Regions from separate parts of the Homo sapiens genome. Here region 1 is linked to region 2. A link is a loop called in an ENCODE intact Hi-C map of the cell type or tissue named here. Cell type or tissue: breast epithelium. All regions are shown on one strand. Links, peaks and the distances in the headings refer to the core of each region. The heading gives the core; the rest is flanking DNA. Region 1 holds the start of LINC02525 (long intergenic non-protein coding RNA 2525). Region 2 overlaps PSMG4 (proteasome assembly chaperone 4).

What was found. Hi-C counts contacts between places; a loop is a spot of excess contacts. Peaks named below come from ENCODE experiments on the same cell type or tissue, not always from the same donor. Only the 100,000 strongest peaks of a DNase experiment are listed, where the experiment ranks them.
Region 1: it touches region 2 in a loop (21-fold over the local background); 8 of 110 quality-filtered maps call a loop at or near these places.

The regions. Positions count from the first base shown.
Region 1 is chr6:3,188,735-3,203,046 of GRCh38, forward strand. It overlaps LINC02525 (long intergenic non-protein coding RNA 2525), which reads right to left and starts at 7,033. Exons shown (of 3, transcript NR_038296.1): 1 at 6,932-7,033; 2 at 2,093-2,496. RefSeq lists silencers at 4,301-4,595, 5,861-6,155 and enhancers at 5,657-6,212, 6,213-6,766, 7,321-7,874. In breast epithelium, for the core only: no CTCF peak of the experiment used is centred there; no DNase peak of the experiment used is centred there.
Region 2 is chr6:3,266,317-3,280,724 of GRCh38, forward strand. PSMG4 (proteasome assembly chaperone 4) reads left to right here. Exons shown (of 3, transcript NM_001128591.2): 3 at 1,275-1,733. The coding sequence ends at 1,396. SLC22A23 (solute carrier family 22 member 23) reads right to left here. Exons shown (of 10, transcript NM_015482.2): 10 at 2,657-7,096. The coding sequence ends at 6,739. Among named protein-coding and RNA genes, the nearest start is that of PSMG4, 15 kb to the left of the region's middle. RefSeq lists enhancers at 1-468, 13,305-13,364. In breast epithelium, for the core only: no CTCF peak of the experiment used is centred there; a DNase peak (open chromatin) is centred at 4,148; H3K27ac peaks cover 372 bases.

The DNA of each region.
Region 1 (14,312 bases), core at 4,223-12,222, 74 kb before region 2:
TGCCTTCACCGTCTGGCAAAATTGGCGTTAGTGTTGAATGCAGCTGTGTTACCTGGTTGTTGGGAGAGCTCACTAGTTCTGTGCCTGTGTGCCCCTATCCTATATAAGTGGGAAAGGACTCGGGGAGGAGTCCTTGCTTCGCCATGCTTGCTTCTGGCAGTCTATACCGGCGCAGTGGCCAAACCTAATGTCCTTTCCAAAGATGGAAACGCTGGAAAAAATGAAATGATAAATAGAGAGAAGGGGAAAGGCAGCTAAGAGCAAAGGGATGGATAAATGGTTTATGCCATGAGGGAGATCTGACATTTACTTTGGCGCTTCAAGAAAGACTCCGAGCGAGAGATGATATTGTCTCTTTTTTTGTTTGTTTTGTTTTTTTTAGACAGAGTTTCACTCTTGTTGCCCAGGCTGCAGTGCAGTGGTGTGATCTTGGGTCACTGTAACCTCTGCCTCCTGGATTCAAGCGATTCTCCTGCCTCGGCCTCCCAAGTAGCTGGGATTACAGGCATGCACCACCATGCCTGGCTAATTTTTGTATTATTAGTAGAGACGGGGTTTCATCATGTTGGCCAGACTGGTCTCGAACTCCTGACCTCCAGTGATCCGCCCACTGGCCTCCCAAAGCGCTGGAATTATAGGTGTGAGTCACCGCTCCTGGCTGTTACTGTCTCTTACCACAGTAATATACCTGATGCCTGAAAAGGTAGAGCTATGGATTGCTGAGACTGCATGTGCTTTCGCAACCTGACCATGTCGAATGAAAGTCTGCAAACCTGAGTGTTAGCACTCAGGAGACATTTTGGTCATATGATATAATGACTGATGGTCATTCGATTGATGATTGATGGACATTTTGGTCATACGATATGATGAAACTGGAGTAATTGATAATGACTAAGTAGGACTCTGGTAATGTGATGATATCTTTTGGCATTTATTTTTCAGGTTACCATACTGTGATGTGATTTAATACTGGCCTCATTACCAATAAGAGTCAACTACCTTATATAAACAAGTCTTAGAATAATGCTGATATTGATGATCAAATATATTGAGAGATTGAGTTAAAACTTCTCTTCAGGTTGTAATAAAATGACTGGCCTGAGGAAGAACTGGGTTTAGCTGACTATTACCTAATTTCTATGCTAAATAGCTCAGTATAAATTTATCAGAAGGTACAAATAACAGCAGATCAAGGGAGGAAAAGAGTAATCAAATTATTAACAGTATAAAAATATGAAAATGTATGTAATGGCTTTATAGGACAGATGAGTTGCCCACTATTGCTCTATCTGTCTAATAAACACTACACTAACTATAGATGCCTAAACAAAGACGATTGTTTTGCTGTATAAGAAAGCCTTGGCCAAATGCCAGAGGGTAGTTTATGTAGTGAAAAATTGATTTTGCCCAAAGAGAGGTCCAGCCTTTGCCATTGGCTCCTAGGAGGCGATCTCTAGGCCCCTGGAATGTCCTGACTAACTGGAGTGTCTTTGCTTTGGGGGGGGTTAGCCACCAGACAGCCTAACAATGTGATTCATGACATATGCTTTGTGCCACATGCTATCAGTTCCAATCTCCCAGGGACTGGAGATGAAAGGTATCAGCCCTGCCTCCAGGAGGGGCTGGGCAGTAAAGGCCAGCCATGGGGGCGGTGTGTGGTCAAGCCCGGATAAAAACTCTGGACCCCAAAGGCTCAGGTGGGCTTTCCTGGTTGGTGATGCTCTGGGCATGCTGTCACACATCAATGCTGGTGAGGGCGGAGTTAACAGTGTGTAGGACCCCACCGGGAAAGGACAACCTGAACCTTTGCATTTGGGCCCCTCTTAGTCTCCACCTCATGTGTCTCCTCCCTTGGCTGATTTTAAGCTGTATTCTATTCCCTGTAATAAACCATAACTGTGAGTACAACAGCGTTCAGTGAGTTCTGTGAGTCCTTCTAGCAAATTGTTGAAGCTGAGGGTGGTTTTGGGAACCCTCCAAACTTGTACTTGATGTCAGAAATGAGGGCAGTCTTCTATGTGGACCCCGTGTGCCCTCTAAAGCTTCATAAATTGCCCTAACTTGCTTAGAAAATGAAGGGAATACTTACATATTGAGTGCTGAAAACCCCAGCCTTCCACTCAGCTCTTACAATGCTGGCAGCCAGGAATAAGGAGCAGGACATTGGCGTATTCTATGCTGGGAAGTATGATCAGCTCAAGAAAGACCTAATGATAATGACTGTATCAGTTAGCATTCGCTGTGTAACAAACCACCCCAAAATCTGGTGGATTAAGATGAAGCCTTTGTTAATCACAGCTTGGCAGTTTGGCTGAGCAGTTTCTCTGCTCTGGGCCAGTTCATTCGGGCCTTCGTGTTCTAGGAGAGCTTTCCTATCTTGTCCAGTGGTTGGCTTGATGTCAGCTGGAACAACAGCCATGTGTCTTCCATCGTCCATCAGGATAATCTAGGCTTTTGTGGTGGCAGAAAGGTCCCCAGCTGCTAACGTTCCATCTGCCAAAGCAAATCATGTGGTCAAACCTAGGTTGAAGAGATAGAGAAACAGGCTCCAGCTCTTGACTGACAGAGTGGCAGAGTCACCTTTCAAAGGTGTAGGCATCAGTCAGAATTCTCCAGAAACAGAATGAACAGAGCCTGACATCATAGGGCAGACCAGTCTGGCCAACAGGGTGAAACCCTATCTCTACTAAAAATACAAAAATAAGTCGGGTGTGGTGGCATGCGCCTGTAGTCCCTGCTACTCAGGAGGCTGAGGCAGGAGAATTGCTTGAAACTGGGAGGGGTGGTGGTTACAGTAAGCCAAGACCGTGCCATTGCACTCCAGCCTGGGCAACAGAGAGATTCCATCTCAAAAAAAAAAATAAAATAAAATAAAATAAAATAAATATATATATATATGGTGTATATATATATATATGGTATGTATATATATATGGTATATATATATGGTATGTATATATATATGGTATATATATATGGTATGTATATATATATGGTATATATATATGGTATGTATATATATATGGTATATATATGGTATGTATATATATATGGTATGTATATATATATGGTATGTATATATATATGGTATATATATAAATTTTGGGTATATACATATTTTGGGTATATATATATTTTGGGTATATGTATTTTTTGGGTATATATATATTTTGGGTATATATATATTTTGGGTATATATATATATTTTTTTTGGGGGGGGTATATATATATATCCTAACAAGCAAACAGGGGTAAAAACAGAAGCATAGAGGAAATTATGTAGAGGGAAGAAAACATCTTTGAAAACCTCATGAATTTCCTCAGAGAAGAGATGATAGAGAATCCATGAAATAAGAATAGGAAGATGTAAAAAATACAATTTGGAGAATAAAGAAAAGTTCTTGAGAACTATATAAAAACACAAACGAACACATGGAGACCTTGGAAAATAGGTCAAGTGAGTCTCCTAGAAAGTGCAGTAAGAAGAGAAGGAGATGGCAAACAGGAAAGAACTGATAAGAAAATGAGGACTGGCCGGGCGCGGTGGCTCACGCCTATAATGCCAGCACTTTGGGAGGTCAAGGAGGGTAGATCACCTGAGGTCAGGAGTTCGAGACCAGCCTGACCAGTATGGTGAATCCCCGTCTCTACTAAAAATACAAAAACTTAGCCGGGCATGGTGGTGCACGCCTGTAATCCCAGCCACTCGGGAGGCTGAGGCACGAGAATCACTTGAACCTCGGAGGCAGAGGTTGCAGTGAGCTGAGATCATGGCACTGCAGTCTAGCCTGGGCGACAGAGCAAGACTCTGTTTCAAAAAAAAAAAAAAAAGAAAATGAGGACTGGGCTGGAGGTCCAACATCGGATAGATAGGAATTCTGCAGAGAATAATTTTTCTCTTTTTTTTTTTTTTTTTTTTTTAGACAGAGTTTTGGCTCTTGTCGCCCAGGCTGGAGTGCAATGGCGCGATCTTGGCTTACTACAACCTCTGCCTCCAGGGTTCAAGCAATTCTCCTGAGCCTCAGCCTCCCGAGTAGCTGGGATGACAGGCGCCCGCCACCATGCCTGGCTAATTTTTTTTGTATTTTTAGTAGAGACAGGGTTTCATCATGCTGGCCAGGCTGGTCTCAAACTCCTGACCTCAGGTGATCTGCCTACCTTGGCATCCCAAAGTGCTGGGATGACAGGCGTGAGCCACCACAACCGGCCGAGAATAATTTTTAAAATGAGAAACATGATCATGTATCAAGAAAAATGACCAAAGAACATGGGTTTCCAGATACAGTTCTATGTGATGAAGTCCATCACCTTCTTATAATCTGAACACATGATGTAGTTACTTTGAAATGAATTGTTTCAGGTTGGTTCCTGGGGAAACAGACTCAGAAGGAGATTTGCATGTGAAGCATGTCAGAGAATGACGAATGGAGGACTGGGGATGCCAGGAGTCAGGTGGTGCATTCCTAGGGACTGTCCCGGTCTGTCCCAAGTGTCTCTGGAGCTCAGACGACCCTCAGAGGTGCCCCAAACTGAGGCAAGGGAACTAAACCTTTGTACTATCCCCCAGGGCCCAGCACTTGCCCTAAGCCGTCCCTGAGGAGGGGCTGTGACTGTGGGTGGGCTGCTCACTTTAGCTGAAGACGACTCTAAGAGAGGGGCTCTCTGAGGGCCAGCAGCGGCCCCAACTCCCAGCAGCTGGGAGAATATGAAGGGGGAGTCTGTGGTCCATGTAACATCTGCTTTGTTAAACTGGAAGCTTCTAGTTTTGACTTCTTTGAAATCTTTAATGCTCACTTGGTCAACAACCTCTAGTTATACTGCTGAACCTCACCGCGGTCGGCCTGCAGACAGCGTGTGCTTGGGGCTCCCGTGCCGTGCAGCAAAAGCCGGATCCGGGAGCTCAGTGCTGAGGCCGGCAGTGGCCACAGTCACCCAGCACTGTCTGCGGGGGGCGTGTGAAGTCTCTCCAGTTCGGGGGTAGGAGGGCGACACTGAAAGGCCTATTGTTGCTGCCCAACTCGGTAACATGGATTTCATCGGCGATTATGCAGGCATTTCGCTATTGCTAGATGTGACTCCCACACCCTCTCTCTTTTGGGTCTCATCTCCAAAAGGGGTGCTTGTTATGAGGCCCCTCAACACTTACTGTGTGGCTGTGCTTATTCAAAGAACATCCAGACTATTACATTTAACTTTTTTTTTTTTTTTTGAGATGGAGTCTCATTCTGTGGCCCAGGCTGGAGTGCAGTGGCGCAATCTCAGCTCACTGCAAGTTCCGCCTTCCGGGTTCACGCCATTCTCCTGCCTCAGCCTCATGAGTAGCTGGGACTACAGGCACCCGCCACCAGCCTGGCTAATTTTTTATTTTTTTTTTTTGTATTTTTAGAGACGGTGTTTCACTGTGTTAGCTAGGATGGTCTCGATCTCCTGACCTCGTGATCCACCCACCTCGGCCTCCCAAAGTGCTGGGATTACGGGCGTGAGCCACGGCGCCCGGCCTACATTTAAAAATTTTTAAGCTTACCAAAGTGACGAATTAGAAGTATTTGTATCTTAAATGACTTTTCAATTTACAAAAGATGGATCATCTAGCACCATATAAGGAACTTCCTTATTACGCTTTAAATGTAATTCAATAAACTTCTCGTTCATTGCCAAAGCTGTTTCTATATCATATCTATATCCTATTTATTCAGTGGTGCCTGTTAAGTGCAGCAAGCTTGTGAGATGGGTAGAAGAGAAGGGGAAAACATCTACATTGAACGTCTTCTGGGTTCTACAACCAGCTATGGTGCTACACACACACACACACACACACACACACACACACAAAGAGGTAGATATTATCTCCTGCTTACATGTGAGGAAGCTGGTTCAGAGGGGTTAATAAAATGGCCTGGCATCACACAATGCCAGCAAAAAATCAGCAATCGCATCCCCTGCTGCCTGACAGCACAGTTTCTGAAGTTTCACATCCAAGCTGTTTCCTAGGTAACCACCACACAGCCTCCAGGACCGTCTGCATAAATAGGGAGGAAGGGGGAATCCAGCCAGCGCCTCTCATTTCCTGCATCAACAATAGTGCAGGCCTTTGTCAGGGCGTTAATGTGGCGAAAACAGCCCCAAAGCTTATCCGTGGGATTCTAGTTCAAATGAGATATTTCCACTCACTGAAGGGCCCGATTCATTGAGGATCTTGCCTGTCAGAGCACTGAGCCTGTTTCTATTTTTATTCACTCCCCTGCCTTTTCCTTTTCTCCCAGGCTTTTTGTTCTCGCAGCAAGGAGTGAGTACTCCTCCTTGTTCACATGAGCCTGTGCCCCTCGAGAAACGCCAGGATCTGAGCAACCCACCCACTCCCCTGATAGGCAAAGGGCTCTGCAGAGTCCTTGCCGGTCCCCGGCCCTGGGACTGGCCAGGACAAGGCCCAGGGCCGGCATGACTCTGGGTCACAAGGTCTATTCATCTTGGTGTGGCTTCTTTGCTTATTGTGCTCCGTCCTGTGATGGTCTCTGCAGGGGGCCACAGAGACGTAAAGAACTTGCTCTCCTTTCCCTGTTGCAAGAGACAGGTCTAGGTTGAAGGACTAAGTGAGCGAGGGAAATGAGGGTCACGGCAGCCCACTCCCTTACCGCCTTTAACAATTTGATCTCCATCCAACCGAAGCATTGCCTCTATACTTTACTGAGAAGCTCAAAGGCACTTTGCTTTTATGAGCTGCTCTCTTCCGAAATAAATATTAATGACATTCAAGCTCGTGGGTGTTGCTGAAAGCCATTTTTCTCGGCAATATTCTGTGCAAAGAACAGGTTGGAAATGTCAGTGGCCAGTCATATTATGTATGGTTGTATTAGTCTGTTCTGGGATTGCTGTAAATAACTACCTGAGACTGGGTAATTTATGAAGAAAGGAGGTTTAATTGACTCACAGTTCCGAAGGCTGTACGGGAAGCATGGCTGGGAAGGCCTCAGGAAACTTATAATCATGGCAGAAAGCAAAGGGGAAACAGGCATGTTTCACATGACAGGAAAAAGAGGAAGAGAGCCAAGGGGGAGGTGCTACACACTTTCAAACAACCAGATCTCGCGAGAACTCACTCGCCAACACAAGAACAGCAAGGGGGACATCTGCCCCCATGATCCAGTCACCATCTGCCCCCATGATCCAGTCACCTCCCACAGGGCCCCTCGTCCAACACTGAGGATTACAATTCAACAGGAGATTCGGGCAGGGACACAAATCCAAGCCATCTCAATGATTAACATCTTCACTTGCCCCTTTCAAATATCCATGGTCAGCTGCAGCGTGGCGTAGGTCGCCATCAAGAGGCAGCCGACTACACTAGCTGTGGTGCTGGCCCCCAGGGATGGGGAAGGGCAGACACAGATATTCATCGGGAAGACACTGGATCTAGCGGTTTGAGCTGGTGGGTGAAGGCAGCAGGCTCCGTCTCTGGACATGATGGTGCACCAAGTCACACTATTAGTTCTGGATGGGGCAGGGACAGGGCAGGGACAGGGCTCAGTGCCCAAGCAGCAGGGCAGGGCTGACATAATCCCAGGGTGCCACAGCTAGTGGCTGGATATGAGGTGGCCCTATTGAATACCAGTGATACATTTTTCGGGTGTGGTGCTGCCACTGTGGTTACATCAGAGAATGCCTTTGTCCCCAGGAGGTGCGTGCTGAAACATTTAGGGTGAAGCGTCGTGATGTCTGCAATCTACTTTCAAATAATTCAGCAAAAAAAAAAAAAAAGCTTACACACAAACGTGGCAAAATGGGCAAAATGTTAAAAACTACTGAAGGCAGAGGAAGGGTATGCAGAGACTGGCTGTGCTATTCTTTCAACTTGTAGGTTATAAGGCTTTTTAAAAATAAATTTTTGAAGTTTTTCCAAACGGGTTAATGATTGATTCTAGGCTTGAAACATGAAGCAGTTTTCCGGTTTTCTTCACAAATGGCCTAGAGTTCAAAACTAGAATAAGTGATACAGCTAGTTACTACTACTTTGCTGACTTCTCATCCTAAATGTAGTACAGTCCAGACAGGATGGAATATGGTAAACTGCTACCTTTAAATTCAACGAGTTAAACAGATATTTCATAAAACAGGCTGGCGAATTCTATTTTTATCTTATGTTTTCTTGTTCTCACATTTTCAATGCTTAATTGTTTTTCTCATTCGAAAGAATGTTTTATCTGACAACCCATCCTGTGGCCAGAAGTGGGAGCATGTGCCATCTAGAGATTATACCGCAAAAATGGACAGCAAGTCTTCTAGATCCTGCATGGTCCTGCTTTTGTAGCCTTGAGAAAGTAATGCAACCAACCAAAACACATATGTGGCTACTTGCTCATAATTAGCATGAAAAAAATAGGTATTCTGTATTTTGATGCTCGTGAAAATATATTATGAATACATAACTCAAATAAATAAAGGCATAAAAATTAGATGATGATGTCTATTTCTCATCCTAGACTGTAAGACCCATAAGGGCAGGAACAGTGTCTTTATTTATATTTGCACCCCTGGTGCCTAGCCCCATAAATATTTGTTGAATAAATGAAAGTATAAATAAATTAGAAAATAGAAATGTGGGCTGGGTGTGATAGCTTAGGCCTGTAATCCCAGCACTTTGGGAGGCTGAGGCAGGCAGATCACCTGAGGTCGGGAGTTTGAGACCAGCCTGACCAACAGGGAGAAACCCCGTCTCTACTAAAAATACAAAATTAGCTGGGCGTGGTGGCACACACCTATAATCCTGGCTACTCGGGAGGCTGAGGTAGGAGTATCGCTTGAACCCAGGAGGTGGAGGTTGCGGTGAGCCGAGATTATGCCCCTGCACCCCAGCCTGGGCAACAAGAGTGAAACTCCATCTCAAAAAAAAAAGAAAAGAAAATAGAAACGTGATGATGGTTGAATTCCACAGTAGCCAAGGACCAAGGATTACACAAATCCACTATATATATATATATTTTTTTTAGCATTAGGTATATCTCCTAATGCTATCCCTCCCCCCTCCCCCGACCCCACAACAGTCCCCAGAGTGTGATGTTCCCCTTCCTGTGTCCATGTGTTCTCATTGTTCAATTCCCACCTATGAGAGAACATGTGGTGTTTGGTTTTTTGTCCTTGCGATAGTTTACTGAGAACGATGATTTCCAATTTCATCCATGTCCCTACAAAGGACATGAACTCATCATTTTTTATGGCTGCATAGTATTCCATGGTGTATATGTGCCACATTTTCTTAATCCAGTCTATCGTTGTTGGACATTTGGGTTGGTTCCAAGTCTTTGCTATTGTGAATAGTGCCGCAATAAACATACATGTGCATGTGTCTTTATAGCAGCATGATTTATAGTCCTTTGGGTATATACCCATCAATGGGATGGCTGGGTCAAATGGTATTTCTAGTTCTAGATCTCTGAGGAGTCGCCACACTGACTTCCACAATGGTTGGACTAGTTTACAGTCCCACCAACAGTGTAAAAGTGTTCCTATTTCTCCACATCCTCTCCAGCACCTGTTGTTTCCTGACTTTTTAATGATTGCCATTCTAACTGGTGTGAGATGGTATCTCATAGTGGTTTTGATTTGCATTTCTCTGATGACCAGTGATGGTGAGCATGTTTTCATGTGTTTTTTGGCTGCATAAATGTCTTCTTTTGAGAAGTGTCCGTTCATGTCCTTCGCCCACTTTTTGATGGGGTTGTTTGTTTCTTTCTTGTAAATTTGTTTGAGTTCATTGTAGATTCTGGATATTAGTGCTTTGTCAGATGAGTAGGTTGCGAAAATTTTCTCCCATTTTGTAGGTTGCCTGTTCACTCTGATGGTAGTTCCTTTTGCTGTGCAGAAGCTCTTTAGTTTAATTAGATCCCATTTGTCAATTTCGGCTTTTGTTGCCATTGCTTTTGGTGTTTTAGACATGAAGTCCTTGCCCATGCGTATGTCCTGAATGGTAATACCTAGGTTTTCTTCTAGGGTTTTTATGGTTTTAGGTCTAACGTTTAATTCTTTAATCCATCTTGAATTAATTTTTGTAGAAGGTGTAAGGAAGGGATCCAGTTTCAGCTTTCTACATATGGCTAGCCAGTTTTCCCAGCACCATTTATTAAATAGGGAATCCTTTCCCCATTGCTTATTTTTCTCAGGTTTGTCAAAGATCAGATAGTTGTAGATATGCGGCATTATTTCTGAGGGCTCTGTTCTGTTCCAACACCAAAAAAAGAGCCCGCATCGCCAAGTCAGTCCTAAGCCAAAAGAACAAAGCTGGAGGTATCATGCTACCTGACTTCAAACTATACTACAAGGCTACAGTAACCAAAACAGCATGGTACTGGTACCAAAATATTGTTATTTTTATAAATTATAATGTTTGTAGACTAAATATAGCAGACTGATGTTCAATGCTCGGGGGGAGATCCTTAGTTAATGATACAGCATTGTAAGTATGTAAAATATCTATGTAGTTGAGTGAGGACTAGGTGTTGATATAAAAAATGAAACTAACAGTTGTGTTAGAGTGGTGGGGTTTGATGTAGCTTTCTTTACCCTGTGTCCATTTTGGTTTTTAATGAAAGGAATTTATAAGTGGGTATTACCTCTGCTGGCCAGCAAACTGAGGCTGTCTTAATAAATAAAAGAAATAGCACAACATTAAGAATTATTGCTTCTGTTCACATGGTGTCTAGATTCAAAGAAGTATGTGTTGATTTTATCTCACCTTGGGAAGTAGAAGAGAAATGCTGGAAGTGACACTAGGATGCCACTGCACCTAGTGCCTTGGCTTTGTTTCCAGGAACCAGCCAACCACGTGAGCAGGAGGCTTGGGCAGGCCGATGCGCATATGAAAACGGAGTGTAACTTCCCTGATAGACTGTGTTACCATACAGGAAGGGAAGAAGGTCAACTGGAATTAAGGAATATGTCTCCTGGGTGGCCTATTCAGTGCTTGCCAATCTGTAAACTACTCACTTTGCAGGTGGAAGTGGCAGCACCGTGTCTGCACACATAGGTGGGTCTGCAGATTCAATAGTACTATATCCTAAACTACAAAAATTAATCACACTGGGTTCAAAATCACTATGGTGGATTTAAAAATAAATGCCCTCGATAATATAAATGATGCTCATCCTCACTGATAATTAAGAAATATAAATTAAAGGATAAGATATCATTTTTCATCAAGTTGGCAAAATTTTTTAATTTGATGACATCTATTGTTGGACAATATGAATGTTTAGTACATAAATACAGGTGTATAAAAAATTTTAAAGCTTTCCTAAAATTGACCTTAATTTCTAACTCAAGAGGCTTCTTCTGTTTGGCAGCAACAACTTCAACTTAGTCAATGTTGGTTAATCTTTATCAATCCAGGAGACCCTTAGTCAACTTCTCTGTCTATCTGAGGTTGACGTGAAGTTAGGGAAGGTGTGTGTGATGCCAGAGTAATGGCAGGGGAGGGAGGTTGCATTCCTTCTTCACTGCCATCAATCCGTGCTGGCCCCTGATGAGATGCCCACATTCCCCTAGAGTCTTCCATAATAAATTCCATGCTGACATACCCTGCTTTCTCCCATTGTCTAGATAATGAGGTATCTTTGGTTCTCCTGGCCTTCTCTCAGCTACCTCTGTGCTCTTCCAAGTGAAAATAGGGAAAACTCTTCAAATCTCTCCCACAATGTCCTGGAACCCAGTGAGGCTCCATGAGGCTGCCCTGGTACCTTTGAGCCTAAACATGTGTCTTGCTATTTCTACTCTACCGCTGGCACATCAAATTGGTGGGTGTCAATGTGGTTGGGTTTACCATTTCCCAGGATCCAAGATAGAAACCAGTATGCAGATTTCTGGCTTGTGAAGGTACTCCTAGTTTATCAGCTATGATGTGTTTGGCTGTAAGTAACAGAAAACCCAACTGAAAGTGACTTTAATAATAAGGGACTTGTGATCTCATACAACAAAAACATTATGGTGGTAGTTGTCAAAACATGGTCTAGTGATGCCTGGAAGTCCCTGAAACCCTTTCAAGGCACTACATGGTCAAAATCATCCATTCCATGTGCAAGTTGCAGATGAACTTTAATGTAACAGAGCAGAAGTCAGTGTTTATTTACAAAAAACTTTATTACCAAATGTGTTGTGAATAAAGTTTTATTGGCACACAGCTACACTCATTTGTTCATGCATTGTCTGTGGCTGCTTTTGTGCCACACCAGCAGAGTCCAGCAGTTGTGATAGAGACTGTATGGCCCACAAAGTGGAAAATATTTACTATCTGGCCCTTTCCAGAAAAAAAATTGCTGATCTCTGCCATAGTGTATAAATCATTTTTGGAGATAATTTCAGACTCCACATTGCAAATGACCTTTAAGGAGCTACCACTTGTTACATTCTTAGTGTAGTATCAACAAAGAATATCTACAATGACCTGGAAAGACATAAAAATACTGCTCATTTTGCTACGACATATCTGGGTGAAATTAGATTTTTTTTTTTTAATATACTTCAACCAAACCAACATACCAAAACAGATCGAATACAAGAACAGACATGAGGCTGGGCCCTGTGGCTCAGATCTGTGATTCCAGTGCTTTGGAAGGCTGAAGTGGGCGTTTGAAGCCAGGAGTTTGAAACCAGCCTTGTCCCCATCTTGACAAAGGAAAAAATAAAAATAAACAAGAGCAGACATGAGAATCCAGCTGTGTTGTATTAAGCCAGACATTAATGAGATTTGCAAAAATGTCAAACAATGCCACTTGTCGCTAAGTTATTTCTTGTTTTAGAAAGATACAATTTTTTCACAAAAATATATTTATTATTAAATTGGTTTATTTTTAATGGATTAATAAATATATATTTAAAATTTCTCTTGGTTTCAATTAATAACATAATAAATACTGATAGATATAACCCATATAAACAAAAGCTTCTTGGGGTCCTCAGTAATTTTAAGAGTGTAAAGGGGTCCTGAGACCAAACAGTTTGAGAATCGCTGGTGTAGACTTCATGCAGCTTCAGGGCTGGTTACCACACCATCTCACTGATGCTCCCCCGGACCCAGTTGTTTTGTATCTGTTTACTCTGCCATTCTCAGCATATGGACTTGCTCTCTTAGACAGCAGCACCCCCCCTACCCCACATGGTACCAAATGGACACACAGAAATGACAGAGAGAAAAAACTGCAGCAACAGTTCCTGGCATCGTAAGTTTCCAAAGGCAGAAAAGGCACTATTTCTTTTTGTCCTATTTGTCCAAAAAAGTGATTTTTCTTTCTTTCTTTTTTTTTTTTTTTGAGACGGAGTCTGGGTCTGTCGCCCAGGCTGGAGTGCAGTGGCGCGATCTCTGCTCACTGCAAGCTCCGCCTCCCAGGTTCACGCCATTCTCCTGCCTCAGCCTCCCGAGTAGCTGGGACTACGGGCGCCCGCCACCACGCCCGGCTAATTTTTTGTATTTTTAATAGAGACGGGGTTTCACCGTGTTAGCCAGGATGGTCTCGATCTCCTGACCTCGTGATCCGCCCGCCTCGGCCTCCCAAAGTGCTGGGTCTTTTTTGTTCTTTTCGAGATGGAGTTTTGCTCTTGTTGCTCAGGCTGGAGTGCAATGGTGTGATCTCGGCTCACTGCAACCTCCGCCTCCTGGGTTCAAGCGATTCTCCTGCCTGGGCCTCCCGAGTAACTGGGATTACAGGCACGCACCACCATGCCTGCTAATTTTTGTATTAGTAGAGATGGGGTTTCACCATGTTGGTTAGGCTGGTCTTAAACTCCTGACCTAGGTGATCCACCCACCTCAGCCTCCCAAAGTGTTGGATTACAGGCGTGAGCCACTGCGCCTGGCCCCACTGATTTTTCAAAAGCAAGGAAAACCTTTTCCAGAACCAGTGTGCTATTTATTTTTACAATAACCCCAAAAAAGGCCTTATTAAGAAGGGTGTATAGGAGTAACTGATACAGGCTGGGTGCGGCTCACACCTGTAATCCTGGTACTTTGAGAGGCTGAGGTGCATGGATTGGTTGAGCTCAGCCTGGGCAACATACTGAAACCCTGTCTCTACAAAAAATACAAAAATTAGGCATGCTAATGCATGCCTATAGTTCCAGCTACTTGGGAGTCTGATGTGGGAGAATTGCTTGAGCCTGGGAGGTTGAGACTGCAGTGAACTGTGATTGCACCACTGCACTCCAGCCTGGGTGACAGAGCAAGACCCTGTCTCAAAAAAGGAGGAGAAGGAGAAACCAGATCGACTATAAATGACTAGAGAACTGGACAAAATACATGAAACAACTGGTTTTGGTCTTCGGAAAAT
Region 2 (14,408 bases), core at 1,073-9,072:
ATCCCATGACGTGTGTTCTAAATCGGCCTTTAGTAATGGTGCAGGTGGCCTGGTGCCCTCAGCCTCACCGCACCACCCTTTTGCCTTTTGGTGATGAGGCTAAGTACATGCTTGCCATATGTTGAGGTGGGGGTGGGTCAGTGCCTCTCCAGGGGTGAGTAGTTCTGCACTGGCCCTGCGTATGGGTGAGGCTAAAGGAGGAGGCCGCGCAGTGGGGCAGGCAACATCCAACTGCTTTAGCCTTTTTGCCCACGTATTTTCAGGATATTGGCTTTCAGATTCCAGGTGTATGACTCTGCTTGATTTTTGCAGTTGGCCCAATGTGCACCTCAGCCATTTTCTATTGATTCTGTAGAAGGGGACTAAAACTTACATTCAGTAGAAAATTACGTGTGTGTCCATATGCCTATCTGTGCACACACACACAAATATATTTGTGTGTATACACATATATGCAAATGCATGGAAACGTAGGAGGGAGGGAAGTGGAACTGGTTGGGGTGGGGTGGTGCTGAAGGAGAACTTTAATATTTTATTTTAAATACTTATTTTTTTTTGAGACGGAGTCTTGCTCTATTGCCCAGGCTGGAGTGCAGTGGCGCGATCTTGGCTCACTGCAAGCTCCGCCTCCCGGGTTCACGCCATTCTCCTGCCTCAGCCTCCCGAGTAGCTGGGACTACAGGCGCCCGCCACCATGCCCGGCTAATTTTTTGTATTTTTAGTAGAGACGGGGTTTCAACGTGTTAGCCAGGATGGTCTCGATCTCCTGACCTTATGATCCACCCGTCTCGGCCTCCCAAAGTGCTGGGATTATGGGCGTGAGCCACCGCTCCCGGCCATTTTTTGTGTTTAAATTTTTTTTTTTTTTTTTAAATCAAAACACCAGAAACCCCTCTGTGTAGGGCAGAGGTTCTTAAGCAGTGCGGGGCACCTGCAGGATCTGTTCCAGCAGACAGCTGGCCCCAAATCCTGGCTTTCTGGGTCAGGAGGGCTGGGTGGGGCCCAGCAGCTGCCTCTCGAACAAGTTCCAGGGAGGCTGCTGAGGTGGGGCCTGCCCTTCAGAACCCTGGGTCTGGTGGAGAGACTGGGAGAGGCCTGAGTGACTCGTCTGCATTTGCAGCACCTGTCTGAAGAGAGGCATGGAGATTAGAGCTTTCTTTTCTCCCTACAACCCCATCCTCTTTCTGAGCATTTCCCAGCTGCACGTGGCTGTGAGGAACACGGGGCCTGCAGTATTTCAGGAGTGGCTGTATCAATGTGTTTTCTCTTTTTAGCCAGGAAGACCAACAAACAGGTGTTTGTCAGCTATAACCTTCAGAACACAGACAGTAACTTCGCATTACTTGTAGAAAACAGGATCAAGGAAGAGATGGAGGCTTTCCCCGAAAAGTTCTAGCTGAGTGGCAGAAGTGAGAATTTGTAAACTTATGTACAATGTACGTGTAAATAAATGGATTGAATTTCAGTTTGTCATCAGGCCGCGCTCCCGTTTTGTTTTTAAGGGGTTAATCTTTTGAGCTTCCTTCTCAGCAGTGTGTGGGCCAAAAGGCTCATACTGACCCACCTGGTGAAGGAGAGGCAAAGTGGGCAGTATATACTTCCTCATTTGGCTGTGAGTGATAGAGGGATGAAATGGGATTTTTGTTGGGATTGAAGACTGTAATCTAAGAGTTTCAATCAGACATGACTGTGACGTGCATCCTCAATTAGAATTAAAGTGATGTATAAATATGCTTTAGATTTGTGTGTGCATTCCTCAGAATTCTGCCTTGTGAATTGATGCATTTATCTCCTCATTGCAGTGAAACCCCAGGGCACGTCTCTTCTTGCTGTGTTCTCCCTAAACCCCTCCTCTGGGCACTCCTTTTTTGCTGTGTTCTCTCTTGGGCCTACATTTGAGCACCTCCCTACACTGCCCCATTACTGCATTTGCGGTCTTGTGAAGTCTGACTTCTCTAGGCTTTGTCTCCTCATCTATAAAGTTGGAGTAATCCCCACCTTGGTGGGTTCTTTTTAGGATTAAGCACGTAGGTAGAAATGCTTTGCAAACTATAAGTGCCGTGGCACTTAGATGTCAATTATAGTTTGATTTCCTTCCTTTTTATGGATTCAGAGGCTTCAGGTCCTTCTTTCTCTTCCTGTTATTTCATCGTCTTCCCTTCTCCCCTCTCTTCTATCCCAAATCCAGAGTACCTCAGGTACCTGCTTTGGTCATTTGTACTCTTTAGCGTTTAATCTTTAATCCCACCACTTGGAGTGGGTTCCAGTCTTGGGCCTTCTCCAGAGGTTCAGATGGTCTGGGGCCCAGGCTTTGGCAGGATTGAAAGCTCCCCTGGTGCCTCCGTGCAGGCAAGGTTGAGGACCACTGGCAAAGAACTTTCTAATCTTTGGGGTCCGTCTGAACCCTTTTTGTTCATCCAGAGGCAAAAGTCTTGCACTGAGCCAGCAGCAGGCAAGTGAAGGTAGTGACCCTGGCCAGGATGGAAAGGCACGTCGGAGGAGTGAGTCTGTAGTTCCGGGTGCTTCCCTCCTTTGCAGACTTCCCGTGCTAACCTCGAGGCCCCGGCCAGCCTCGTCGCAGCTTGCAAAGCTGAGTGGACACCTCTCTAGAAATATAATAGCGAGTGACACAAAATCAGGGCTATGGAGAGAAGAGTTTGGTATAAATACTTTATTAAAGAAATATTGTCATTTTCGTTAAAAAATACATTAGAGAAGAGAGTTTTGGGTTACCAGTCTTTCCTCACAGAATCACAGTGTAAGATATTCATTTCTTGACGTCTCTAGGAACCTTCAGGCCACGGATCAGCAGAACATACACGAACAAGGGAAAAAAATTCCTCTTAATTTTACTGATGGCCCCCGTCTCTCAGGTGGTCTGAGAGTGGCACTTGGTAAACAGTGTGTGTTTAATCCAGCCTCTGCCTCTGACTACCTTTAAGACCAGGACTCGAAGCAGAGTGAGAGGCCTCCCTCCACCCACCTCGGGGCGAGTGAAGACACAGCTTACAGAGGCGTTCAAAGTAGTGACGCAGTGAGGTCTGAATGAACACGGAGGATTTTATTACTCACCATTAATGGTAGTGAAATGCCCTTCGGTGGATACCATCAGGTGAGGTAGGGAAGACATTCCAGAGGAAATCTGTTAATGGGGCAACGTTTTTATTTCTGTACATTTACATACAAATTTTCCCCAAAGGTACAACAGATGCGACACCATGCAGACACGCAGCTGTGAACGACAGTTCAGAACTCAGCGTAAGCTTGTGCTATGAACGAGCACCGTCAGAGAATTCCCACCCACACGTACAGAAACACAGTTTTTATATTACAACCTCAAGGACAGGGAGGGAAGTGTTCGCCGCTAGACATGACACACCATACTGCTTTTCCAAAACACACGGGACATGAAAGCGAGGTGGTGCCTTCTAGACGAGAGGACAGCTGTAGTGTGGACCTCCCCCGCACATGCGATACCTCGGGCCGGGCGGTGTGACCTCACAGGCCCACTTATGGCACTTGCAGTTTGGGATTGCTCATTTGGCTCTAGGAAGCGGTGGTGTCTGAGTGTGATACTTCCCTTACGAGGTTTGTTTTTGTTTTCTTTCTGTTCTGTAGCCAAACCAATTTACCAGCCCGTCTTCCAGATGCAGGTGATCTTACTCTCAGTAAACAAAAACATGTAACCTTTTTCCTGTTTCTCTTGGGTGGTAATAATTTTAGGGCATTTGATAAGAGTTTGACTTCAGAAAAAGAACAAAGTGAAGAAATGTTCAGCTCCATCTCAGGTGTTCACATTTGTGCATAACTTTTATTGAAAGGCTGACAGGGTAGGCTAGCGGAACGGAGGGGTGTGTGGAGGAGAGTAGCAGGGGGTGGGAGGGTCAAGTTGAAACAGTGGGTGCCTGCGAAGGGTCTCCCTATTAGCCAGGAAGGGAACAGCACAGAGGGGTTCAAGCGTGACAGACGGTGCTGGGAAGTGGGCAGCCGTAGCAGCCTCCCCTGCTGAGCCCGGCGGGCCCAGATGCGTATCAGGCTTGGGTGGGTCCTGCCACCTTGCTCACTTGGTACCGGATTTCCCGGGGCTGTGCCCACAGGGAAGTGTTGCTGCTCTGGCAACATTTCATAAAGGTGTTGCTCAACAGCTTCAGGTATCCCTAGGCTGAAGCTGCCACCAAACAGGCACCCGGCCTCCTCCTCCTCAGGCTGCCCTGGGAGGAGAGCTGTGGGACCGCCTCGCCGGCTGAGAGCCATTACCTGCCGACCGTCGGCAAGTCAGCCTCACACCCACTGGACTCTGCTCCCAAGAGCCCAGGCTGTTTTCCTCAAAGCTAGCCTCTTTTCCAGTCATCGATGGATTAGTCCTGATGGCTGAAGTGCTGAGCAGTGTCTTCGTTGGACCAGTTTTTTATTGTCATTTGAGGTGGAGATCAGAGATCATGACCAGAAGAGTGTGAGTGCTGTCCCTTGCCACCAACTTCCTAGAGATTTCGGGCAGCACTCTACAGCTTCAATTTCCAAAAAAAAAAAAAAGTTTACACGACCAGTGAGACTGCTCGCAACTTTCATCACTTAGCATATCCTTCCACAACACAGTACAGTAAGTGGACTGCAGGGTGGCCTGGTGCTGAGGGTGATGGGTGCAGACGTACACCTGTCCAGGTGCAGGCTCAGGGGCCTCGCTGGATCCTTCCCACCTTCCCCAACTGCCTACTGGCCTGGCTACTGGATAGGTCCTATTCTGTACATAATGGGGGTTTGTTGACAGGTGGCTTTATAGCAAGTACTCCAAAAAAGGTAAAAGGAATTTCACAAGTTTGGCACGCAAAGGCTGCACAGATCTAAAGAAAGGCCTTTGTAAAGGTGAATGCAAACTAATGTTGAAACATGGAAATGTGACTTTAAAAAAGAGGGAAGGTGAGGAGCTGGACGTGGAGCAAGTGGAGGCAGGGAGAGGCTGGCCAGACAGCCTCCCTTCCTGGGTATCTCAAGATCCCAGGTGTCGGCGTGGTCCAGCCACTGGAAACACGTGGCCAAGAGTCTGCTTGCCCCTTGCTGTGTCTTTACACATCTCCAGGCCCTTACTGATGTGTGGACCGCATGTGGAGGAGACATGAGTGGCGACAGCAAGCAGCAGGCCGGGTGGAAAGCCAGAAGGGGAGAAGGTCAACCCCTTTTCTGCCCTGTGAATTCTAGCAACTGTCGGTTGGAAGTCACTTCATTGTCTCACCCAGGCCCGAGACCACAATTTCCCTGGAAGGACACAGCCCATGGCAAAGACATGCTTCGAGAAGGGATGAGTTGGACAATGCCAGTAAGAAGCCAGGCTGTCCAGAAAAGCTGGTGCCCAAGTTGCTACAAAGTGGTGCCTGCCCTTGCCAAGGAGGCTGTCTCTTAGTCGCCTTGGGTGTCCTACAAGTTTCCTCCGAAAATGCCAAGAGGAAACCTCCACTTTCTGGGGTGAAACGAGGAACACGAAGAGACCCATGGAGGTCGAGGCAGGGGCAGCGTTGAGCTTTGGTGAGTTATTGCTTTCTTTCAATTTGTCTTGATGCCTTCGAGAGGCTGGAGGTCATTTGGACTCACCTATGAGGAATCTCCGCTCCCTGCCCGAAGCCCCACCTCTGTGCTATGCGAGTGACTGCAAGCAGGAAGCTGGCCCAGGAAGGCAGGCGTGAGGGGGCCCAGCTCCTGCGGGTGCTCCCTGGAGTGATGTCTGAGGTGACGGCCATCCAAGCTGGTGATCTTCATGGTGTGTGCTCAAGGTGTGGGTGACGGGCGTGTGTGTGTGGAGGGCAGCCCCCCTTCTGTGGATTTGCCTCTGCCATCTTTTTGAGTTATTTTCTAATGGTTTGTAGCTTAGAAAGTAGCCATGTTTTCAAGTAGTGCCGGCACAAGAGCTGCCTGTGCACGAGGGACTTTTCTGCTGGAGCCAATCTGGGAGAGGAGGAATAAAAACGAGCACATCTCAGGTCTCGACGCATCTGTTAGCTGTGTACTCACAAAGCTGTGGCGATATGACTGCTGCTCAATTAAGATTTCTGGTGAAATGTTTAAGCTTTTTCTCCAAGAGCTTCCAGCATCAAGTACAAAAGGATGATCCTGAAGGAAAGATGAAGCTGGTTTTAACGGCGTCTGTGAGCTGCTTTCCCTGCACACGAACAGAAGCTCTTACCTTACAAACAGAAAGGGAAAAAGGACCTTAAAAAACCATACACAGACTCTAGCAAAAGCCAAATTCATGTACATTTCACTCCGTCTAAAATGCAGTCCCGGAAACGCTCCACGGTCCTCTCCTGCCTCTGCACGCAGGCAGGCAGCCTGGGGGGCTCCTGGGTGCTGCCAGGAGCCGTGTCCCATCTCCCCAGAGGGACCGGCCATGGCCCTGGTCACTGTGGCATCTTCCCAGAGCAACTGCGTCTCGCTGCCCAGGGAGGTGATTCCATTTGTGATCAGTGAGAGGGAGAGGGAATAAAGTGCTTCTCGTAAAAATGACCAAAATAAATACACACATTTAACGGCAGAAAAGAAAGTCTTGAAAGGGTTATTTCCAAAGAGTTTGTCTCCTCCGACCCGCGCTCCTTGGACTTTTGGAAAGACAGGATTTCCCCACACCAGTTGAGAGGCTCAGCTTGGCTGAGGCAGCTTTCCCACCCCTGGCTGCGTGTTCGGTCCCTGGTCTGTAAACCTGTGCCCAAGCTGCCCCAGACCCTGGAGCCCCGGGTTCCGCAGGCCGGGCTACATGGCCTTCATGCCGTTGGCCGTGGCACCCTCGGGCAGTGTGTCACCCGCGGCTGCGGCATCGTGGAGGCCCGAGTAGTCCTTGAGCTCGGCGTTGGTGAGCAGCAGTGGCTGCTCCCCCTTCTTGTGCGGCAGCAGCGGCTGGCGCGTGTAGTGCTCCCCGTTAGAAATGTTCTCAGGCAGGTTCTGGTCCCTGCTCTCGGGCAGCAGGAGGATGCAGATGATGCAGATGAGCGTGCAGCAGGCAAAGATGATGTGGTGCAGGAAGTAGCCTTTCTGGTTGTGCAGCTCGATGATGGGTGCCGTCAGCATGCCGAAGCCCGCGCTGGCCAGCACCAGCCCCAGCCCGCCACACCTGCAGGGGGAGGGAAGCACAGGGATTGCTGCTGTGGGCTAGCGGGCTGGATCCCGGGAAAGCTCGGGGTGGACCAGGAAGCCACCTCTGCAGGGGCCCTGCTGCCCTGGGCACTGCCCAGTATACCCCGACCTCACACGTCCCATGTCACCAGCACCCTGGCTGTGTCTGTACAAGGCCACTCTACGGCAGTGACTGTTTTTCCTCATCAAATCAAAAGCTTTTACTTAATTTATCTTTTTCTTTAATGTTTCCTATTTTTATTGTTTTTTCAGGGCTGGGGACCATGAGAACTTTATTTTGAAAGGCAGCCTTATATAATACTACTGTAAATGGGAAGCTGATATTACTTGCCATAAGTAGTATACAAGGAAAAACAAAAGGGATTGAAATTATGCCATTTCCTGAAGGCCTGGGGGATTACCAAGGGTTAAAGAGGGTACTAAGGACATACCAACACGAACAGAGACTTTCTCTTTGTCATAACTGGAGAGACTGCAAGATACTTTAAAAGAGTAGTTTCCTCACTGTGAGTTGATGGCCCACGTGTCTCCTGAAATTGCTCACATACCACCATTGGAAACGGTCCCATCTCTGAGGATTGTGCCTGAAGGGTCCCCCAAATGAAGCTGTGCACTGACAGAGAGGAACTCACTGCAGCTCTGAGCTCAGGATAACCAAAGTCCAGAAGGCAAGCCATTGATTTCCACTCCCTGCCTTGTACGGGAGCAGCCAAGAGTCCCAGGGATTAGTAGATACGCAAAACTTACAGAACCCCTATCCCTCAAACCTCTCCACTTTGACCTAAAAACACATTACTGGGACAAAGGTGTTCTGTGGCCCCTGAGAAAGCAGTGCTGTACCAGGCTGCAGTGGGACCGTGGCGCTCAGGTGTCAGGCCAGGCTAGAGAGGGCTGCCTGGTCCCCAGTTCTGGGGCCTCATTGAAGGAGGTAGGCAGAGGTGGCCTTGTCTCAAGGAAGAGGGAGTGGAGTTGTGTGCCTCGCTCCACAGCAGCAGGTAGACTGGTCCTTTGGTTTGGGGAAGCTTTCTAATGGGCTGCTCGTTAGGCACCCCCTTGAAGTGAAGAGGGCTGTATCCTTTGAACTGCTGAGGCTGAGTGGGCTGAAAGGGAGGTCCCTGCAACAGGTAGGAGGCAGGTAGATAACTCCAGCTCTTGACTAGTCTGTGGTTCTCTTGGTTGGCACTATAGGTAGCTCCTAACTCACCAAAAGACTGTCCTACAAGGTCACAAGATAAAAGATCAACATACAAAAGTCAATTATATGTCTACGTGCTAGCAACACCCAAAAATGAAAATGCCATTCACAATAACATCCAATGAATAAAATGTTTAGAAATAAATAACAAAGGAATGCAAGACTTGTATGCTGAAAAAGATAAAACATTGCTGAAAATTAAAAGATAAAAATAAATGGAGTGACATTCCATGTTCATGAATTAGAAGACTAAATATTATAAAGATGGTAATTTTTCCCAAATTGATCTATACATTCCACATAATCCCTATCAAAATTCCAGGTGACTTTTTTTTTTTTTCAGAAAACAGCCAATTCTAAAATTTATATGGAAATGCAAAAGACTCAGAGTAGTCAAAAACAATTTTGGAAAAGAACAAAGAAGGCTTGCCTTCCCAGTTTCAAAACTATAAAGCCATACGGCTTAAGGCAGTGTGGTGTTGGTGTATATATCAATAGATCAATGGAACAGAACTGGGAGTTCAGAAACTAACCTTCACATTTATGGTCAACTGACTGTAGATGGAGGCAAATCCAGTGAGGGGGAAGGGATAGTTTTTTCAACAGGTGGTGCTGGGACAACAGGATATTCATGTGCAAAAGAATGATGTTGGACCCTTCACATCATGTAAAAAAATGAACTCAAAATGGATAATAAAATCTAAGTGCTTAACTTAGCTCAAACTATAACGCTTCTAGAAGAAAACAAGAGAAAAGCTTTATGACGTTGGGTTAGGCAAAGATTTCTTACACATAACATCAAAAGTAGGATCCATAAAAGAAAAAGCTGATCAATTGGACTTCATTAGGATTAAAAACTCCTACCCTTCAAAAGATACATGTTTAAGAAAAAAAGACCATAGACTGGGAGAAAATATTCGTGAAGCATATATCAGATAAAGGACTTGTAACTAGAATATATAAAGAACTTTTTTTTGAGAGTCTCACTGTCGCACAGGCTGGAGTGTAGTGGCATGATCTCGGCTCACTGCAAGCTCTGCCTCCCAGGTTCATGTCATTCTCCTGCCTCAGCCTCCTGAGTAGCTGGGACTATAGGCGCGTGCCACCATGCCCAGCTAATTTTTTGTATTTTTAGTAGAGTCGGGGTTTCGCTGTGTTAGCCAGGGTGGTCTTGATCTCCTAACCTCGTGATCCACCCGCCTTGGCCTCCCAAAGTGTTGGGATTACAGGCGTGAGCCACCACGCCACTCTTATAACTCAAAAAGAAGACAGATAATCCAGTAAAAAGATGGGCAGGCCAGACACAGTGGCTCATGCCCAAAGAGGCTTGGGCAAAGGTGACCTGGGCAGGGAGGATGGGAGTCCCAGGGTTCCCAGGTGGCCCTCATAAACCAGATATACACAGGTCTATGCTAATAACCCCAGGAAGATTCACAGATTTGGAGCCTTTTTCTCAGAATGCAATGGAAGAATGGTGATTGTGTGTGTGTGTGTGTGTTGGGGGCTTTTGTCCTGTAACAAAATAAGAGAAGACACTTTGCTCTGCCTTTTCTCCCTCTAATGTAGAAATGACTGCCTCTCTGTTGGTTGCAGTCCACCCATCTGCATCCACCATGGGCACAGGGCTTGGGGGCACAAGGGCAGCCTTGCCAGGCTTGCAGCCCTAGGGGACAAAGACTCGCTGGATTCTTCCCTTTCCCAGCTCCTTCCTGTCCAGCCCATGACCAAGTCCTCAGGGCCTCCACTCCAGGCCGCCTGGGTCTGCGCTCCTCCCTGGCGCATCTTCTGCACCCCCTAGACTTTGTTTCCTCACCATTGCCAAACCGATTTTCCTAGAACACAGAGCTAATCATATCACCTGGCTGCTCAGAGTCCTCCAATGGCTCCCTCCTGCCTGCAAGGTGATGCACAGGTCCTGGGGGCCCCACCTCTTCCTCCTGTCCTCTGCCTTTCAGTCCCAATACTCATGGCACCGGGGTCCCTCAGCTCTGTCTGGTGCTCGCTCTGTGAGGTTGGCCTATGCTGGCTCAGCCGAGCTCCCACAGGCTACCTGGGTAGGGCGCCGTCTGTGCATTTCTCGAGGAAGGAGATGCCTTCTGGTACAGGGTCTTCGTTAATGTTTATTCCATTAGATGATTGTCAAGACTGGGGCATCAGCCATTAGCCTCCAAGCCTTGAGTAAACCCACATAAAAAGAGCCAGCCCAAAGTGAGCTACAGAACAGACTTTTGCTGCCACAAAGGTGCGAGTGCCGTGGCTGGGAGCAGGAGTTCTGGAGCCCATGAGCCTGGGCTAGAATCCTGGCCCCCGCCCACCAGCTTCACTTCCCGAAGCCTCGGTCTGCATCTATAAAACAGGGATGAGAAAAGCTCCAATGTCCAAGTGCAGTGGAGGTTAAAGCACGAATGTGACTAGCATGGGGACAGGAAGATCCGTGGCTTGATTGGTTCCAGGTGGCATCCATTGAGTGCCGGGAAGGGGCCACCCAAGTCTTTCAGGGTCTAGGGGGCAGCTGGGTGTAGGAGGAACCAGAGCTGGAGAGGTTCAAGAACTGGGAGGCGAACAGGATGAGCCTCTCCCATGGGCCTAAAGCCTCCAGGCATGACATGGAGTCCTAAAAGTTGGCAGAGGGGGCTGTGCCACTGGGACCCTTCTCCTCCACCCTGGCCTTCCTCTCGGTGAGGCACCAAGCTCTGCAAACACTGCCTCCTCAAGCTGCTTCACACCCGCCCACCCTCACCCTTCCAGGAACCTCTGCTCCTGCTCCCCGAGCCCTAGGAATCCAGCCTCACCTCCTCCCGCCGCAGTGCACTTGCCAAACACGCATCGCCTCTAGAGCCACTATGTGCGGGCTCCAGGCCACATCCTGGGAATCCCGTCCCAGCCACCCTTCTGAGTCCAGACTGAGCAGGCTCTCTTGGGCACTTCCCCTGCATCCTCAGGACACTTGTGTAGCCCGAAGACACATTCGCATTGCGTGTCTGTGTGTCTCTAATAGACACCAGATGTTTCCAGGGCAGGACCAGGCTCCACTCCGTGTGCTGTCCCCAGCACCTGCCCAGCCACTGAGACCTGGCTGGCACCTGGGCATCTACTCAGTGCTATAGTCGGATTTCTAGACTGGCCCCAGTAATTCCCACCCTTGTGCCTTGAGTGTGCGCTGGCCCTCAAGGTACAAGGTACAAATAACGTACTTTTTAGCAATCAAATTTACGGCCAGGATAGTGAGATGTTCCTTCCACAACAAGGTTCCAAAAGGCAGATTCTAGCAGACTCTTGCTAGCTTTGACGAAGCGAGCTGCCTTGTGACTGTGGTCCCTATGGCCAACGGCCAGCAAGGAGCTGAGGCTGCCAGCCCCACAGCCCGTGAGGAAACAGCCTACCAGTGCCTGACTTGGTTTAGTGGTGGGCCCTACCCACTGATGGTAGCCTCTGAGAGACCTGGAGCAGAGGACCCAGCCAGGCCGTGCCCAGACTCTGGAGCCATGGAAACCATAAGATAGTAGATGCATGCTACTTCAGGCCCCTGTTTTGGAGCGATTGGTTATGCAGCAATAGAAAACCAAGATACTCGGTGAGTGACAGATTCCCCTGCCTTAGCCACGGAGGGAGACTGACAGCCACCTCTCATGCAGGCTGTGACAGGCATCAGCACTTCATATTAGAAAGCCCTTCCCAGGGAGAGGCTGAAAGAGTTGCAGGAATAGCCACACCACTGTGCTTCTGGGCCTGAAGACGATATGGATGAGGAAGAGCAAGAATTTGGGGGATGTCTCCCAGATACTCAAACTCCTCCCAGGCTGAGGGTCCCAGACCACCGTTCAAAGACACTCTGCATCTTTCTGTCACTATTTGTTCATGTGCCTGTCACCTTACTAGTCTCTGAGCCCTTCAAGGGCAAGAATTATTTTCTAGGACATCAACAGGCACGTGCTGTTTGTGCTTAATAAATACCGGATGCTTGCGGATCACACGGGCTTCCTGGATAGGAAGGTCAGCTCACCCAGGTGAATGGGACAGGTTAAATAGAGACAACCACGGAAATGAGCAATAAGACCAAATCCTTCTGTAAGATGAAGACTGAACACCTAAAATAGCCAATTAAGTCTTTCTGGTAGACCTGGCTCTTTCAGGAAGCCACAGGGCATATCAGATGCTAGGGATAATGGACATGATTTTAATGGGGACAGCATTTTCTCGGAAACCTCCCAGGTTTCTGCCTGACCTTCCCGGCACTAAATGTGGACGGCACTGACAAGCAGTGAGAGGACTCCCCTTACTCACACGGGAGTCACATACAGGAGGGCAGAGTACAGACCCCCAGGAGGGGTGGGCAGAGGGCCACTGTTAAAGGGCAAACTGCATGGAACAAAAGCCTTGCATTGTGCCTGGTGAACCACATCATACTGATCTATCTTGTTAACTGTGCCAAATAAAATGAAATATATTTAATTTGCAGATCATTAGAAAAATGTCTATGTATATGTATATACATAATATGCAACAAATGTACACATGCATATATAATATGGAATATATCTTTTTATTTTTTTCTGTGGGAGCAATTCTCTGGTTTTCTATCAAAGATTCCTTGATATGGCCGGGCATGGTGGCTCATGTGCCTGTAATCCCAGCAATTTGGGAGGCCGAGATGGGCAGATCACGAGGTCAGGAGATCGAGACCACTGTGGCCAACATGGTGAAACCCCGTCTCTACTAAAAATACAAAAATTAGTTGGGTGTGGTGGCGCGTGCACGTAATCCCAGCTGCTTGGGAGGCTGAGGCAGGAGAATCACTTGAACCAGGGAGTTGGAGGTTGCAGTGAGCCGAGATCACGCGACTGCACTCCAGCCTGGCAACAGAGCAAGGCTCCGTCTCAAAAAAAAAAAAAAAAAAAAAAAAAAATCCTTGACATCATTCAGTACGATTAGGAAAAATTTTGGCAGAAGTTGGTATGCCATTTTTGGCTTTGTTTTTTTTTCTCTCTTGAAATCTCAGAGAAAGAGATTGTTACATCCTTGGTTTTAAGGTGTTGGGTTCCTTTCCTGCCCCTGAAATGTGGGCTCTGCCAGTGCCTTTTCTGCTTTTCTCTGGGTTGTCACTAGAGGGCAGCATACGCCCGTGTTTAGAAGTCAGAGCTGCTTGATTTACGGACAGAGAACCGAGGGCGCACACTGCCTCCTTGGGCTTTAGGAGCACAAAATTGTAATACCCACGGGATATCTTTATTTTACTAGCAATAGGATCTCAATAAGGTAGGAAAACTGATATGCAGGCCGACTTCTTACTAGAAATGGCAAACTTCATTGAATTAAGGATTCCAGAATCAAATTGCTGTTAGCCATGTGAACGTTACCATCTCACATTGAAACACCCGAGGCGAGGCTCCTGTTCTAGCTCCTCTTTTATATTACTTAATGTGACTTGACTAAATTTCTGTGAAGTTGAGGATAAGCAAATATTTGTACCATTTTTTATAGAAATAAATACAACTGCTGAAGATGCCCAGCGAAGAAGAAGAATATGAACTGTCCTGTGCTGAGCCCAGGCCCTTTGCACATGGCCTCCATTCTCCACCCCCGCCTAACAAGGTGCCTGTAGTCAGTTTTGTTTTAAGACAAGGACACTAAAGCCGGCCGAGGGACCCACCCAAGGCCACACAGGGAGGCGGCCTCAGGATCATGGGCAGCTCCGTCTGGTTCCTTCCCAGGCTCCGGGCCATATCATCAGCACCCTCCCCTCATCCTGCCCCGCTGCTCATCGCTCGCACGCCACAGGCGCTGCCGGCATGGGACGCATGCTGGCTTCCTGTCTGCTACTCAGTACTTGTTTTCAGATGTGACATTTTTAAGACACAACTTTTTTTTTTTTTTTTTTTTTTTGAGATGGAGTCTCGCTCTGTCGCCCAGGCTGGAGTGCAGTGGCGCGATCTCGGCTCACTGTAAGCTCCGCCTCCTGGGTTCACGCCATTCTCCTGCCTCAGCCTCCTGAGTAGCTGGGACTACAGGCGCCCGCCACCACGCCCGGCTAATTTTTTTTGTATTTTTAGTAGAGACGGGGTTTCATCGTGTTAGCCAGATCCTCTCGATCTCC